2 separate regions of the Mus musculus genome follow, and region 1 is linked to region 2. A link is a loop called in an ENCODE intact Hi-C map of the cell type or tissue named here. Cell type or tissue: heart. All regions are shown on one strand. Links, peaks and the distances in the headings refer to the core of each region. The heading gives the core; the rest is flanking DNA.

Evidence for each region. Peaks named below come from ENCODE experiments on the same cell type or tissue, not always from the same donor. Only the 100,000 strongest peaks of a DNase experiment are listed, where the experiment ranks them.
Region 1: a loop joins it to region 2, with 3 times the contacts of the local background. A loop is called at or near these places in 8 of 42 quality-filtered maps.

What each region holds. Positions count from the first base shown.
Region 1 is chr13:81,638,553-81,646,527 of GRCm38, forward strand. No RefSeq gene overlaps it. Among named protein-coding and RNA genes, the nearest start is that of Adgrv1, 9.4 kb to the left of the region's middle. In heart, for the core only: a CTCF peak has its summit at 3,411 (motif pointing left); no DNase peak of the experiment used is centred there; H3K4me3 peaks cover 219 bases; H3K27ac peaks cover 458 bases.
Region 2 is chr13:80,858,510-80,866,484 of GRCm38, forward strand. No RefSeq gene overlaps it. Among named protein-coding and RNA genes, the nearest start is that of Arrdc3, 21 kb to the right of the region's middle. In heart, for the core only: a CTCF peak has its summit at 3,881 (motif pointing right); no DNase peak of the experiment used is centred there.

The sequences.
Region 1 (7,975 bases), core at 1,341-6,340, 780 kb after region 2:
CTCAGTCAGAAGCCAATTTGAGTCAGTTAGCTTGGAGAAGAGTTTGAGCCAGAACAGTTGAGTTGAACCAGCCAGTCAGAGCTCAGAAAGAGAAAATGTGAATTTATTCATCAATAAGTCTCAGATGCTAAAACATTCTAGGCCAAGATAAGTAGACGAAGGCTGAAAGCTGAAGTCTTTAAGGTCCTGGCTTGCAGAAGGTTAATATAGCTTGCCAGGACAAATTAAGGATTTAACATAGGGAATATACGTGCATATAGAAAAAACTCCGGACAAAAAATTCATCCTCACTGAATTAAAACTACTCAAGCAAAGGCTTTGTCTCAACATTTCTAAAATTATTATTATTATAGATTTAGTTCCCCAAAGTAAAAAGGGAAAAAGTTTGGTAGTACTACCACACATGTGACAAGTATTCTTAAAACATCACTAAGAATAGCACATTATAAGAGATCAGAGCACTGTAGGAAATAAACAAGTTTAAATTTGTTCATCAATTCACTTGATCCTGTACAGAAATTTCTTTCTTGCCTATTCCTATTACAAAAAAATATGCTTTTAGAAATGATCTTTTTAAATGTATTAAATTCTGTTGTTGATATTTGGGCTGTATACCACATTTGTTCTCAGCATTTTGATCTGTCTGTTACAAGGGATGTTTCTTTCACGATGGATGAGAACTATACTTACCTGTGGGTATAAGGACATATATTAAGGATATAGATAAACCATATGCAAGAAACAACACAGCTCCATAGCAAATGCCTTGGAATCTATCTCCTACACCAATCAGAGACTGATTACAAATTTTCTTTTATTTCACTACTTACCATGTGTAAGTTTTTATTATCATATTCACCAAAGAAGTAGTTGAACATAGTCCTATGCAAATTATTTTGAATCTATACTTTCCCAATCTAAGCACAGTAGTCCTCAAGAAGTTATTTTAGAAAGCATTTTCAGAAAATGCTGTTGGAGACTTTTAAAACCCCAGTATTTATTTCTTAGCTAGATGCAGATTTCAGGATAGTTTTTCTTATATTTAAAAAGGAAATTCCCTATGAATCAGACAGACATGTGTGTATGGAATCTTCAATCCCCAGAGGACAGATAGTTAAATCATTCTTCCAACCTGCCTCGCTTTAGGCTTGCTGGGTGGCATGTCCCAGAGCTCATCGCTTTGCTTCAATGGCAGGGGTAGGAAGCCCTCAGGCTCACTAACCCCATCGCATATCAACACATCGCCATGGTAGCCTTTGTCTCCCTGTCACAGTCCCTCTGCAATGACTCAGCCATTCATTCTCCTGAATCAATATTGAAACTCTTGACATCTGTTACTTGAGGTGTGTGTATGGGATGTAGGAGGGGAGACTACCAAATCCTTTACTCCTAACATCAAGTTATAGTGAGGCCATGGTTATGGTTTCTGCTTCTGTTTCTCTTTGAGGAAAGACTATACTATAAAGTTTTCACTCTGCATAATTACCTTGAACTCAGTTTGGATTTCCATTCTTGGCAATATAATAACAACCAATTACAGTTTCCAAAAACCTTATATGTGCTGCAGGAAATTTAAAAAGTGCTGAATTTAAATAGTTAATCACCTTGGCAGTAGCTTGTATAGGAATATGGAGATGGGGTGGAACTATAACTATTTTGAAAAGTAATAAAATCTCTAAATCTTTGGTGTATAAATATTAAAATTCCATTTTATATACATAGTCCATCTTGAAATATAAGTAGCAAGAGCCAGAATAAGCATGTTAAATAGTATTTCCATCAGGCATCACCGTTCAACAAATATCAAATTATAAAATGGACCCTCCTGTTTTAAAATACAATTTTTTTTTGTTTTGTTTTTTTGAGACAGGGTTTCTCTGTATAGCCCTGGCTGTCCTGGAACTCACTTTTGTAGACCAGGCTGGCCTCAAACTCAGAAATCTGCCTGCCTCTGCTTCCCAAGTGCTGGGATTAAAGGCATGAGCCACCACCACCCTGCTCAATTTTCTTTAAAAAATATTTATAATCATGTGTTTCTGATATGATGAATCACAAAATGAGTCTAGTTTTCAATCAAGCACTTACTGAGTACTTTTCTCTTTGGACTAAATTCAGAGCAGAAAGCATCCCTACTGTGTGAAGAGGTGACTGTGAGTTAAGAATAAGTGCACACCTGCCTCATGAGACCCTCAAGAGCCTTTGCTTTTGTTTCCTATGTAGAGAGCCGGGCTACAGTAAAGGAGGACACACCTCACTTCATTCTTTCTCAGTTGCATTTCCTTCCAGAACGAGCCAGCTCACAGGGCAAGTTCAAGCTCAGGCCCATCTGATCTGCACAGGGCACTGCTGTAATTAAACTGTCCTCAGCATGCTACACCAGATAACCCAATAAAATCATCAGTGCCGGGTACCACAAAGCTCTCCCAGAACCCCTGCTCTCTTCCAAGGATTTCTCCAATCTGAGGTAATGTTTATTTTACCAGTGACTCAAAGCAAACAAAGCCCCTGGAAACAAGGATCCCACTGTCTATTCACATCCGGGTGGGAAAACCAAACCCCCAAACAAGGAAGGTTTGGCTGATGGTATGTGGGCATCATGCAGCGCTTCGCAAAGTTTGTGTTTTACGTGTGGGTGCCTAGTTCTTGTAACACAGAGATGAGTTTTGGGGTGTTCCACTGTTCAATTCGTATTGAAACACATGCAAAGCACCACTCAGCAAGCTCTGCTATGCTGTCTGCAGATGGTAGGAGTCAGATAGTATCAGGAAACAGACACTAGATTTACCTTATTTTTTTCTTAAAAAAAAAAAAAAAAAAAAAAAAAAAAAAGCTTAACGGTCTGAGAAAATAAAAAGATGATTAATGCTGTGCTGAAAGACGACTGTGCAGACAAGGACACAGCCTGGGCTGGCCCTCGGCAGTCCCTGGGAGTCCCAAACAAACCGGAACTCCCCCATGCTCATGGCTATTCTCTTTTTCCCTCCACTTTATACTTTGTTCTTCCAAAGTGAGAAAGAGAATTGTGAGTATTCTCTATAAGAAGTGCTGAAGTAGCTAACTTCTGATGATTATAAAATCACTGGTGGCCACTAGTTCAAAAGAAAATCTTTCCCAAATAAAACCAATTATGAGCAGACTTCAACTGTGTCCCTTCATCCACTGCCAAATGCAGTATCAATAGGATGGAATGTGAAGGCTGCCGCTTTGAGGGATCTGAAAGGCACTGAAAGTATTCATCTTTTTGTGGTGGCTCTGCCCCCATGCAGAACAGAAGAAAAGAAAGGGGAATTATACAGCATCAAGTTGAATTGTGCAAGTGGAGAGCAGGAGAGGAAAATTATAACCAGATGCGTGTGTGGATGGTTTATTTTCCTATTTTCCAGTGAGCTCAACAAGACAACCCGCGCCCTCTACTGGCAGTGTGAGGTAACTGAAAACTGTGGGAAAAATAATAAAATTGAAAAGTATTACAGTAAAGAGATACTACTATAATAATGACATTAAAACAACATTAGGCCGAGTCTTGAAACATATTTTACTGTGATAAATATTCACAAAAATGTCAAAAATTGCCAAATAGTAACAATTCCATGTGGGTCAAATTACTACGTCCCTTTTTTACTGAAAGAAGTGATGGTCTGTTCTGTTCTTTGTCATTGTCACTCAGTAGGAAAAAATATGCTTGGTAAATTATCTTATTTACCTTATTTTATTTAAATGTCAAAAGCACATGAATTAGTTAATATCTCTGCATTCTACTGGGTAAGGAAAATTTACTCAGATGCCGAGCTCTTGCCTTGGCCATGATAAGCTTTCCACACTGAAATGTTTACATTTATAATCTTTACATCACATAAGCCTTTCTATACATAAAACGATGATAGAAGAATACTGCGTGTGCAAAGAAGATGAAAAGTGTGCTGGCTTCTCAAAATGGCAATGCCAATGGAGCCCCAGGCTTCTTGTCTTTAATAGTTTGGAGCCCCAAGGCAGATATTGTGGGCACCGTGTGAGAAGCAGGATCAAAGAGCGAGATTAGAGGCTGCTGGAGCTGAACTGGATGAAGTGACTCTAGGAAGAGCCTGGGTGCATCTGATCTCCAAACTCTAATCAGAAACGTCTAGTGTCCTCTGAGACCAGGGAAAGCCCAGTGCTGCAAATAGAACGTAAAATCAGTTAGAAGCTGACTGAAAGTAGAGACTGTGGAAGGGAGAGAAGAATGCTGGAATGGGAAGATGGGCTAAGTCTACCGATCTGGCAGAGAAAAATAAATGTGACACTGTTTCCTGTACAACCAAGTTTAAAGACAGTGGCTTGAGCAGAGTAAAAGGTGGACACGCATTATCTCTGTTCCAGAGCTCAGCAGCCCCAAGCAGTGCTGATATCCAAATAGCTGTGCATACACAGATAGCTACAGTTGTGCCATATTACAAGGGGGGAGGAGGATTGGGGTAACAATATTGAAGAAATTCCAGGCTGTCCGTGGTAATCTACTCCACCCAATAACTAGAAGTGTTCAGTGTAACTCACACAAGAAAATACAACTAAATTAAAATTAAAATTAAAAGAAGCCACTTAGTACTGGATCCTCTCCCAGGAACAGAATGATCCCGGGACTCTTCCTAAATTGGAGTCAAGGATCAGAGGCATTGTGGAACGTTACAGAAGTTTCTTGCTCGCAGTCAAGTGTAAGTCTAACCTAAAGGAGACAACTCAAAACCTTAGTGGCCAGATTATTACATTAACTCAATTTTGATCTTTCTCACCAAATGATTTATGACATCACTGTCCTTTCCTGTGATAACATGAGCGTTTGGGAAGGTGCCCTCTTTCACATTCATCTCCTTTAAAATAAATTAAGATGTATTTGGGTGTATGAATCGTTTTGCGGAGTGTGTATGTATGTATGTATGTATGTATGTATGTATGTATGTATGTATGTATGTGTTGCACACGCATGCCTAGTGCCCAGAGGTCAGAAGAGGGCACTGGATCCCCTGGAACAGGCACTGTGATGTTTCAGAGCCACCATGTGACCACTGGGAACTGAAGCCAGCTCCTTTGCAAGAGCAGCAAATACATTCAACTGCCTACGCTCTGGCTTCAATCCCTGTAGACATCTTTTCTTTTCATTTTATTTTACTTTTCTTGTTTTGTTTTGTTTTTTAGTTGGTTGTTTGGGGGTTTTTGTTTGTTTGTTTTTTGTTTTTGTTTTGTTTTTGCTTTTGTTTTGAGACAATGTCTCTCTATGGAGCCTTGGCTATCCTGGAACTCACTATGTGGACCAGACTGGTCTTGAACTCACAGAGATCCATGCACTTGCCTCCACCTCCAGGATTCTGGGAATAAAGGTGTGCCTTCCACTCCCAGCCCTTTGCTTTCTTTTCCACATTCATTTTTCATTAAAACGTGATTCCATTTCTCAGACAGTAAAAAGCAAAGCTTAACCTCCTCTTTAATCTCCATCAGTTAATTCCTTGCCTGCTTGGACTTTTTCCAGATTGTAAGCCTGAAAGAGGGCAGAGACCGGGTAATTCTTTCTCATACTCCACTTCTTCCTCTATCTCTTACATTCTTTCCATCTCCTCTCCACAGCAGCCCCAGGCTTTGGAGGGAGACGTCCCATCTATGACTGAGCGTTCAGTGGTCACTTACTTTCCGCACTGGACCAGCTTGCGTCTCTGCACTCACCACTGCACACCGGAAACTTCCCAGAGCAAATGTGAGATGATGCAAGGCTATACACTGTGAAAGACCCTCCTCCAGCAGTGATGTACTTCCTCCTGCCAGCCCATGTGTCCACAACCTTCCCAAACAGCGCCCCCCAACTGGGAACAAGTATTAAAAGACCTGAGCCTAAGGAAGACTGGTTTTCTTTTGTTCAACCCTTACGTTGTTCTTCCTGTCATGTCTTCTGTGATAGCCCCTCGGCGTACTTAGTTATTAGTCACTAATGTGATCGGGAGTACTTTTTCCTGATTCTGCCTTTTTTTGTTTGTTTGTTTGTTTTGTTTTGTTTTGTTTTGTTTTTTGTTTTTCGAGACAGAGACAGAGTTTCTCTGTATAGCCTTGGCTGTCCTGGAGCTCACTTTGTAGACCAGGCTGGCCTCGAACTCAGAAATCTGCCTGCCTCTGCCTCCCGAGTGCTGGGATTAAAGGCGTGCGCCACCACGCCCAGCTTCCTGATTATGCTTTATGATGCAACATTTATACTCACAACTGACTAATATTACCAGAAAGCCTTCTGAACCCAACGACCTCCATAGTACCTTGGCTTGCTTAGCACTCAGGGGGCACTTTACAGCACAGCTCAGTAGGTAGCTGTCAATGCTCCTCCTTAAGATGCCATTGCGTTCCTAAAACCCAAAGATGTAAGTAACATCTATCTATCAATATGAATAATCATAAAACTTACAGTTTAGGGCATTTACAAATACATATTTATTAAGTAAAATACCCAGTTCACGTAAGGAGAAATAATGTATTTTTAGAAAAATGCATTACTGAGAAAAAAATCTTTAGTGAAATCAGTGGTATCATTTGCCATTTTAAAAAGGTCTTAAATATCTGTGTAATAGAGAATACCTATGAACTGTGTTATGGAGAATACCTATGATCTGTGTTATAGAGAATACCTATGTTTATGTTTTATTGTACTAACATACATACCACCCAAAAGTCACCATTTTAAAATGTGCAGATTTAGTGATATGGACCATGTTCACAATACTGCCCAGTCATCACTGGTTTCTAGTTCAAAACATTGCCACCATCCCAACATGGCAACCGATTTCTAGTCCTCCTTCTCTCTAGCCCTTGACAACAGCTCACTGTTTTGTCTCTCAAAATTTAATTGCCAATGCTAAGACGATGTCATGGGGGAAAAAAAAACCAGTTAAAAGGATTTCAGAGCCAGCACAAGAGTGGAGGGTTACAAAAGCTGTCTTCTGGGACTGACATGGCAGTTATAGTCATGATCTCTCAGCACTTGTGAGTACATGCACAAGATGTGTAGAAGACTGGGCTGGTCACCATTCACTTATTCAATTGGGAGTCAGCAGAGGAGAGGCTCATGAGATCTCACCTCCCTCAGAATCTACAGGTAGTTAGCTGTTGGCTGCTAAGTGACAGACATTTCTTTCAGTGAGATAGCCAATGATAAGACGCCTATGATTGTCCTGTAAACAACTCATTACCTGTGTTCCTGTACACAACACTAATTAAACTCAATATCACACACACACACACACACACACACACACACACACTGTAAAAGCAGAAGGATGACTGAGAAAAGGAGGGGAATCAGCAGGAGTGACAGGGACGAGAAAGAGTAATGGAGAATAAATATAATCAAAATAGATTATGTGCACATGTGAGAACATCATGGTGAAATCCATCTTCATGTATAATTAATCAATGCAAATTAAAACATAACTGTTTGTTACAGATGGATTATTGCATGGACAGATCATTGCTTTCAGTTGTATACTCACCAATAACCCCAGTTCAAAGGTCTCACAGATGGCTCTGATAAAATGAAATTGGTCATAAGACAAAACCAAAGGTCATAATTCTTAGAATGTGACCAGTAGGGATCATGGGTGTGGGACATTTCCCAGGAGTAAGGAGATACACAAGGGTGTGGGAGAGAGGAATCAGAATACAAAAACAAACAAACAAAAAAAAAAAAACAATGGCATTGAGATCTTAACAAGGATCATATTGAATTAGCACCTTTTAAAAGTAATGCCTGTCTCATGATATTTAATCCTTGTCAACCTACTGTCTTTCCATTTACTGAGAAATCATCTAGTTTCCTTCAGTGTTATTGTGTACCGTTTTACTGCACACGTCTTGAACTGACCACGTTCCTGAGCACTTGATTATTTTGATGCTGTTAAAAGTCGAGCTACTTTCCTAGTGTCTCTTACAAATTGCTCGTATTGGTGTAAAGAAATACAGAGGCTCCTCT
Region 2 (7,975 bases), core at 1,329-6,328:
GCTCCTGTTGAAGTTACCGCCCCCACAGCCCCACAAGAGTATGTGGCTAGTAGTCATATAGGCAATGTCCCAGGCTTCTAACCTTCAGGCTAAACTCCTCTTCAGTTACCTAGCAACAGCAAACCATAAGAGGGGCTGTTTGGCCCCTCCTCACTTGCTCTCCTACCCTTACTCCCCTTACTCTACTCTACTCTCTCCTCTCCTCTCTCCACTCACTCGTTTCCCCTCTCTCTTTCTTTCTCTCTAGTCTTTCTTCTCTCTCTCTTTCTCTTTCCCCCTTCTCTCCTCCTGGCCTTGGCCGGTCTCTCTCTCTCTCTCTCTCTCTCTCTCTCTCTCTCTCTCTCTCTCTCTCTCTCTTCTCTCTTTCCCACTGGCTTTCTATAATAAAGCTCTAAAACCATAGACTGTCTCTGTTCATCAAGACCAGCTGCACAGACTCTTGCCTGTGTGGGAACCTCTCTCCCATAACCCCGGGGCTACAGGGTATCACCCCAGGACCCCTTGGTTTCAGGGGCTGCCCCTTGTCCACCCCCTGCCGAGTGGGGTCAGTGGCTTAGATGCTCACCAGGGGCCAAGTGGAAAGCATCTGCCTACCCAGAGCATAGGAGGAACTCTGGCCGGTCATGGGCTATCCTTCCTTCCCACTTTTTCCCCCACCCCCTTTAGTTCCCACAGTAAAGTTGTGGCAAGATCCCACCTAGCTAACTTTAGGTCCAGGTACAATAGTGCAAGCCTTTAATCCCAGGAGGCAAAGGTGGTAACTTGTGGGGCAATGGGCTATACACAGACATGGCGCACACCTTTAATCCCAGCACTTGGGAGGCAGAGGCAGGTGGATTTCTGAGTTTGAGGCCTGCCTGGTCTACAGAGTGAGTTGCAGGACAGCCAGGGCTATACAGAGAAACCCTTTCTTGGGGGGGGAAGAAGAAGAAGAAGAAGAAGAAGAAGAAGAAGAAGAAGAAGAAGAAGAAGAAGAAGAAGAAGAAGAAGAAGAAGAAGAAGAAGAAGAAGAAGAAGAAGAGAGGAGGGGGAGATCAGCCTCATTGAGGTAAATCTTCTGGAAGTGTTTGCTGAAAGCACAAAGAAGCTGTGTTCCAGATATAGCCAAGGTTTTACCCCCAGCAGCAACTGTACTTGGTAATGTATAAGAGTCACCCAGATAGTATCAGTTTAAAGGCATGAAGGGGTCATGAAGAGCAGTTGAGGCTTGGCACTGTGAGAGGCCAGGGAAGGCCAATGGTGAAGGAGCAGCTTCAGTTGCAGTGATAGTCCAGGACTGAAGGGGTCATGCAAAGGATTTGAGGCTTGGCACCATGAAGAGAGCCTTTGAGAGGCTATTGGTGAAGCCTAATTGCAGTGGAAGACCCCAGTATACTGAATATGCCAATACCATGAAATGATCACCAAGAACTACAGCAGCAATAGAGTGGATCAACCTGAGCTTAGAGTGCTACAGAGGGCAGAGCTGGAGAAGTGACACCAGCCAACCCTTTGAAGGAGCCCAGATCATCTGTGGATCCCAGACACTAGAACAAGAAGCTGTAACACTGAAGCTGCCTTGGAGACATCAAGATGTTTGAGATACCAGAGCCATGGGCTATCTGCTGAAGAAAGCTGCTAACAGTGAGTGGAACCAGCCCAGGAGAAAGAAGTTTGTTGCTGTCAAGAAAGATGAAAAAAGGAGTTGAAGATCTGAAGACTGCTTTGACATCATCCATGGAGATGCAGAGTTTGGAGTTTGCCCAGCTGGTTTCCTGTCTTGCTTTGGGGGTTACAGTTAAGTGATTGGATGAATCTCAGAAGACATTTTAAACTTTGGACTTTTAGCATTGTTGAGACTGCTAAAGACTATGGGGACTTTTGAAGTTGGGCTAAATATATTTTGCATTATGCTATGTTTAGGTAAGTACACCATAGACTCATATGTTTGAGCAAGCTTATGGGAGCCATGGAGTGGAATGTGATAGTTTTATATGCTTGGTTCAGGGAGTGGCACTATTAGAAGGTGTGGCCCTGTTTGGGTCGGTGTGGCCTTATTGGAGTAGGTGTGTCACTGTGGATGTGGGCTTTAAGACCCTTATCCTAGTTCCCTGTAAGCCAGTTTTCTGCTAGCAGCCTTAAGATGAAGATATAGAAATCTCAGCTCCTTCTGCACCATGCCTGCCTAGATGCTGCCATGCTCCCATCTTGATAATAATGGACTGAAACTCTGAATATGTAAACCAGCACCAATTAAATGTTGTCCTTTATAAGACTTGCCTTGGTCATGATATCTGTTCACAGCAGTAAAAAAAAAAAAAATCTAAGACAGGCTACAATAGTTGAAACTCTGTTTTAATTTATGAAATTATTTACCAAACATTTTAAAAAATCACAAGAGAAAAAAGATTCAATTTTAAGCATATGTATAAGATGATAGATAACATTCAATAACTAGTCTAACACACACACAAAATGACCTTGGTGTTTTGAAAAATAGTTTGTTCCCGCATTAATCTACTGTTTGCTGGAGTTATATGAGCAATGGCATGTGCATCTACAAATCCAAATAAACCAATTACCCCAGACTTCCTTAACAACATATTAATTTCATCTTAAAAATCTGTTCTTGTGGATGCCCTGTCTTTCTATTAGAGGTGGACTCTACAAGTCCCTAATGTGCTAACCTTGCCATTTTAACTTCCCTAGTTGCACTTCTGACTAACTGTTCTTGTTTAGTGAAGAATGTCAACCCATAGCACAGTGTTTGTGCTTAAAAACCCACCTGAGAAATTCTTGCTACTACATTGGGATCCCAAACACCCAGTGTAGTTGCAAGCTGACTAATAAACACTTTCTATTGACTATAAATAAATAAATAAATAAATAAATAAATAAATAAATAAACAAACAAACAAACAATTAGGATGATGAGGGAATTAAAGAGAGGGTAATGTGGTGAATAACTTCTTAATACATTATATAACATGTATGAAATTGTCATAAAAATAAAATTTAAACTTTCAAAACAAAACCTTTAGATGTAGAGCAATCAGAAAGAGTTTAATTTAGGAGTCTTGGCTTCTGGTAACTGCATCATGCCAAAAACAAAAGACCTACCTATTCTAGCTAATACCTATATAACAACTCATGCTACAGCAAACCTTGAGCCACAGCTACAGTTCTAATACCCTCCGTGTTTTTTTTTCCTAAAATGTTAGTGTTAATGTCTTCAATGTCTCAGCATTTCTTCGGTTCCTGAGCTGGGACAGGAGTGCACAGTTTGGAGGGTTGTTGTGGAAGCTGATAGAGCAGCTGCTGAAAGTACGGAATTTTGGTCTGGGTACAAGATGTCCACCCACTTTATCCCATGGTGCATTTAATTTAACTGACAAAATCGTCTCTGGTGATGCTACAGTATACACGTAGGACCAGGTTGCTAGCACTCTGTGATCTTGGCTCCGAGGAGGGCAGAGCAGAGCATTGAGAGATCCAGGCCAACCTGAGCTAGAATGCGAAGATTCTATTAGCTTAACTGATTAGTTAAATGTTCACATATGTACATAAATCCCCTCACTCAGCCTCATAAATGTTCCTTATTTAACAAACAAGTGTCTCTTTTATTAAGAAGTACTCTTCTATATTAAAGACAAAGGTGTCGCTTTTGTGTGTTCCATTCTCAAGAATGAAAAACAAATATTGAATCTGTCATGTAACTATATTTTCCTTAATAACTATGTTTTGGGATTTGTAAAAGTTCCTGAGAGTGATATTTTGATAGTTTCAGTTGTTTACTTAATGATGTTCATTAGAACTTATGACTAAGAAGTAATATTTCCATTGTTAAATCAAAGGGGGGAAAAAAACAATAAGCCTCCAAAGGAAAACTTGATGTGGAGCCAGCAGATGGCGCCATGTCCTCAGAAATGCTTAGGCAGGCGCCATAGCACAGTCCAGAAGGGCCAGATGTAGTTTGAATCATTTGTTTGCTTGGTTTTTTTTGTTTGTTTGTTTGTTTTGTCTTGTTTAATGGATGCGAGTGCTTTGCCTGAACGTATGTACCACAGACATGCCTGGTGCCTGCGGAAGTCAGAAGAGGGTGTCAGATCTAGAACTGGAGTTTCAGACTTTGACTTTCAGAGTTTCAGGTTTTGACTTTGAATTTACCTGTACAGTGAATCATGAGAAATAATTTCCTGTGTGCTAAGACTTCTTTATGGATTCTCAGCCAGATTCTTGGTTGCTGTTTCTGTTTTAATAAATCCTATTGAGAGTCTACCTCTCAGCAAACAGACCCATAAGCTTAATGAAGTACCTGTTCAATAAATATTAAGCTGTAAATTTTAAAAGGGTGGAGAGTAAATAAAATGTCTTACAGATGGGAAATTTTTATTTCAAATTCAATAGAACAGTATAAAAACTGAGATAATCAAGGGTTGCCATAAAAAAGAAGTATTTTAGCTCTATCTATGAGACATGAAAATGTTCTTTTCACAGTATCCTTTGGGTACTTCCACTGACTGGATTAGGAGCTGTGCATTGTAAATACACTTGTAAAACATGTTCTACATGGTTGTTTTGGAGACACTCTGAAACTGTGAGTTTTCCTACTTTATCTCAATGAGATGATTTTAGTTTCTTCCTTAATTTTAAAGATAAAAAATAGAATATATTGAAGCAAGAGTAATTGACATTTTCAATCAATTAAAGTAGAAACCATGGAAAAATAAAATTAGAAGACCAACAAGGTAGCTTGACAGGTGAAAAGTCTGCAGTGCACTCCTGGTAGGATGGGAGGAGAGCAGCAATTCTACAGCGTTGTCTTCCTCCAGCCTCTACACTCCCACCGTCCCATCATAGGCAAGCACACACTCACTCAAACACTCACATACACTTACATACACAGGCATGCATGCACTCGAGCACACACACATGTGTTTACACACATGCACACATGATTTTTCTTAAAAGCAAGAGTTACTAAAGAACAAGTCAGACAAGGTGAAGACAGACAATAGGAATGACTGGGCAGGGGGTAGGGGAAATCAAGATGGCCGAGTATGACCACACTAGACAAGTGACCAGACCACTAAGTTTTTTTAAGGTTTTAAGAGAGAAAGAGAGAGAATGTATCCCGGGGAGAGCTTGGAAGACTGGGGGATGGGAAGAACATGGGTTTCATGGATGCCAACTCCCACTTCTACCAAGAAAGGTCTTTTAAGGTAAGTTCTACTGTCAATTCCCACCATCCCTTCTTAATCACAAGAAGCAGGGATACAAGCCTCAAAATTAAAACATGACTATATAGCCATATTTTGGCCACTGCACTGTGGACCAGTAAAAACTGTGACAAGCCAACCTTTGTGCATAATGACCCGAAAATGCAAAGTTCAACTTTGATTAATGACAGAGACAAAGAGTCCTCAAAGTGAGGCTGAGAAATTTCATCTGGTCACTACTGTACATCCTTAAACACTTGAAGAGAGCTGCTTAGAACGTGGGGGTGGGTAAGAAGGAAAAGTTAGAAAAGAATTTTGAACATGACTCTACAGTGACCAGAAAGTTCGGGCCCTGGGCTAAGATACACAAGAACAATCAAGCAGACTGATCACACTAATAGGGCCAGGAGGGAGCGTTAAAGTAGGTTTTCTCTTTTTTACTACAGCTGTCTTTCTCTCTTTTTTTCTTTTAATGATTTGTATAGAAATTGATGTTCTTAAATGTCTGACACACCAAAATGTTTCACAGATGTTGAACATGCTGTATAAACAAACCCATCACTCAGCAATGAGAAAAACCATTTGAACATCTCACCCTGGCAGGGCTATCACCTAACCCTTCATCTGGAAGACATAAGCCCTTGGTGGTATAGCGAGTAAGTCTTGCTTATGCAACTGTGGTCACACTGAGGTTTTTATGCGTTATGACTCAGTTGGCCACACAGGAAAGCAATTCTACTTAAGCAATAAATGAGTGGCTATGTGGACTCTGGGAAAAAGCATTACTAGTATTACAGAACAAAAGTTATTGTCACCAGGAACAATTTTATCCTCAAATAGCTTTAACCTAAATAACTTAGTAATTTTCTTTGACGTAATATAGTACTTTGTTTTTCCGGGAGGGGTTGGATAAAGGATTCTTGCACTAAATTACCTTGCAAAATACATCTCTTTTTCCCTTTTTCTTTTCATGTGAAGGTGTATATATGTCTGCTCGCGGGCATGTAGATACACATGTGTATGTGAGTGGTGCTCATAGGCATGTAGATACACATGTATATGTGAGTGGTGCTCATAGGCATGTAGATACACATGTGTATGTGAGTGGTGCTCATAGGCATGTAGATACACATGTGTATGTGAGTGATGCTCACAGGCATGTAGATACACATCTGTATGTTAGTGATCATGCTCATGTGCACACCTGTATAAAGATGCCCAGAGTTGATGTCTGCCAGGGCTCTTCTTTGAGGATTCTTCCATGTTATTATTTGAGACAAGGTCTTTCAATCAAATCCAAAGCGAGTCTCACTACTCAGTTCAATCCCGAGATCTCCTGTCTCTGCCTTCCAAGGTTGAAATTACAGAACACAACCAGCCATACCTACCTGACACTCCTGAGCTATCTCCCCAGGCCAAATCCACCAGGATGTTTTTGTTTTTGTTTTTGTTTTTGTTTTTGTTTTTTGTTTTTGTTTTTGTATATGGGGTACTTCAGGGCTGTGAATAGACAGGCCTCATAGCCTATTCAGATCACTAAAGACACAGCAGGTAATCAAACTCACCAGTCTGATCGCCCCTGCTGTGGAAAATGCCATTAGCAAACACTTTTAAGCAACAGCGTCAGTGAATTATGCCCCAGCTGTCCAACATTGCCGCAGATAGAGATTTGTTAGTTTCATTTCTTTTAATATTTTATTTTATTTTATTTTATTTTATGTGCACTGGTGGCTTGCATATATGTTGGTGTATGGCTGTTAGATCCCTGAAACTGGACTTAGACAGTTGTGAGCTGCCAGGTGGGTACTAGAACTTGAATCATGGTCCTCTGGAAAAGCAAGTAGGTTCTTAAGTGTTGACCCATCTCTCTCCAACCCCAATCTTTTGCTTTCTTGAGGGTTTTCCTGTATAAGCCAGGCTGGCCTGAGATGGCTGAGCCTCCTGCCTCAGCCTCCTTAGAGCTGAGAATACATGTGTTTCCCTGCTATGCTACTCTTTCATAAACCACTTAAGTGTATGAAACTATAAGGAGAATGATACTAGAGATACCTCACCTCCAGCACAAGCTTACAGCATAAGGCATAGGCTGGGCTCATTGTGCTTCTCCTTCTACAAACTGATCCCAGCCATTTCCCTGCCATGCCAGAGACAAGCACTACCTCACTTTGGTGATCACCACTTCCTTGTAAGTTGTTGTATCTTTACAACACATGCAAGTGCCCATAAACTATATGTAATATTGTTTGCCCTGTTTAAAATTTACATGCCTATAATATTTTGGTTGTGAGCCTAGCCTTTAACGGCTGAGCCATCTCTCCAGCCCAACATGCCTATAATATTATACTACCCATATTTTTGCCCATGTTTCTAGTCTTAGTCAACGTAATATTAGCCATAGGGTTGTTCTGAGCTATGTATTTTATACTACACTTGTATTTTATACTATATATTAGTCTATGGTTTTATAGTTACATATTTTTCTGTATTTGCACTCTGAGAGTGCTGTGGTCAACTTCTTATGACACCATTGCTAACTTCCATATTGGCACTTGAAACAATCTCTCACCAACAGTGCAAATTTTTCTTCCGTCTTTCACCAGCACTTTGGTTAAATTAAGCAATTTTATGTTCTATTAGTTGTATACAATGGTGGTACCAAGAAGTTTTCTTTTCTCTTTTGCTCATGGAAGTGAAGTTGTATTTTAACAGATACGCCATCTCTCTTCCATAACAAGCCCATGTATGTATATCCTTGCCTGTCCCTCTATTGAGTTGCT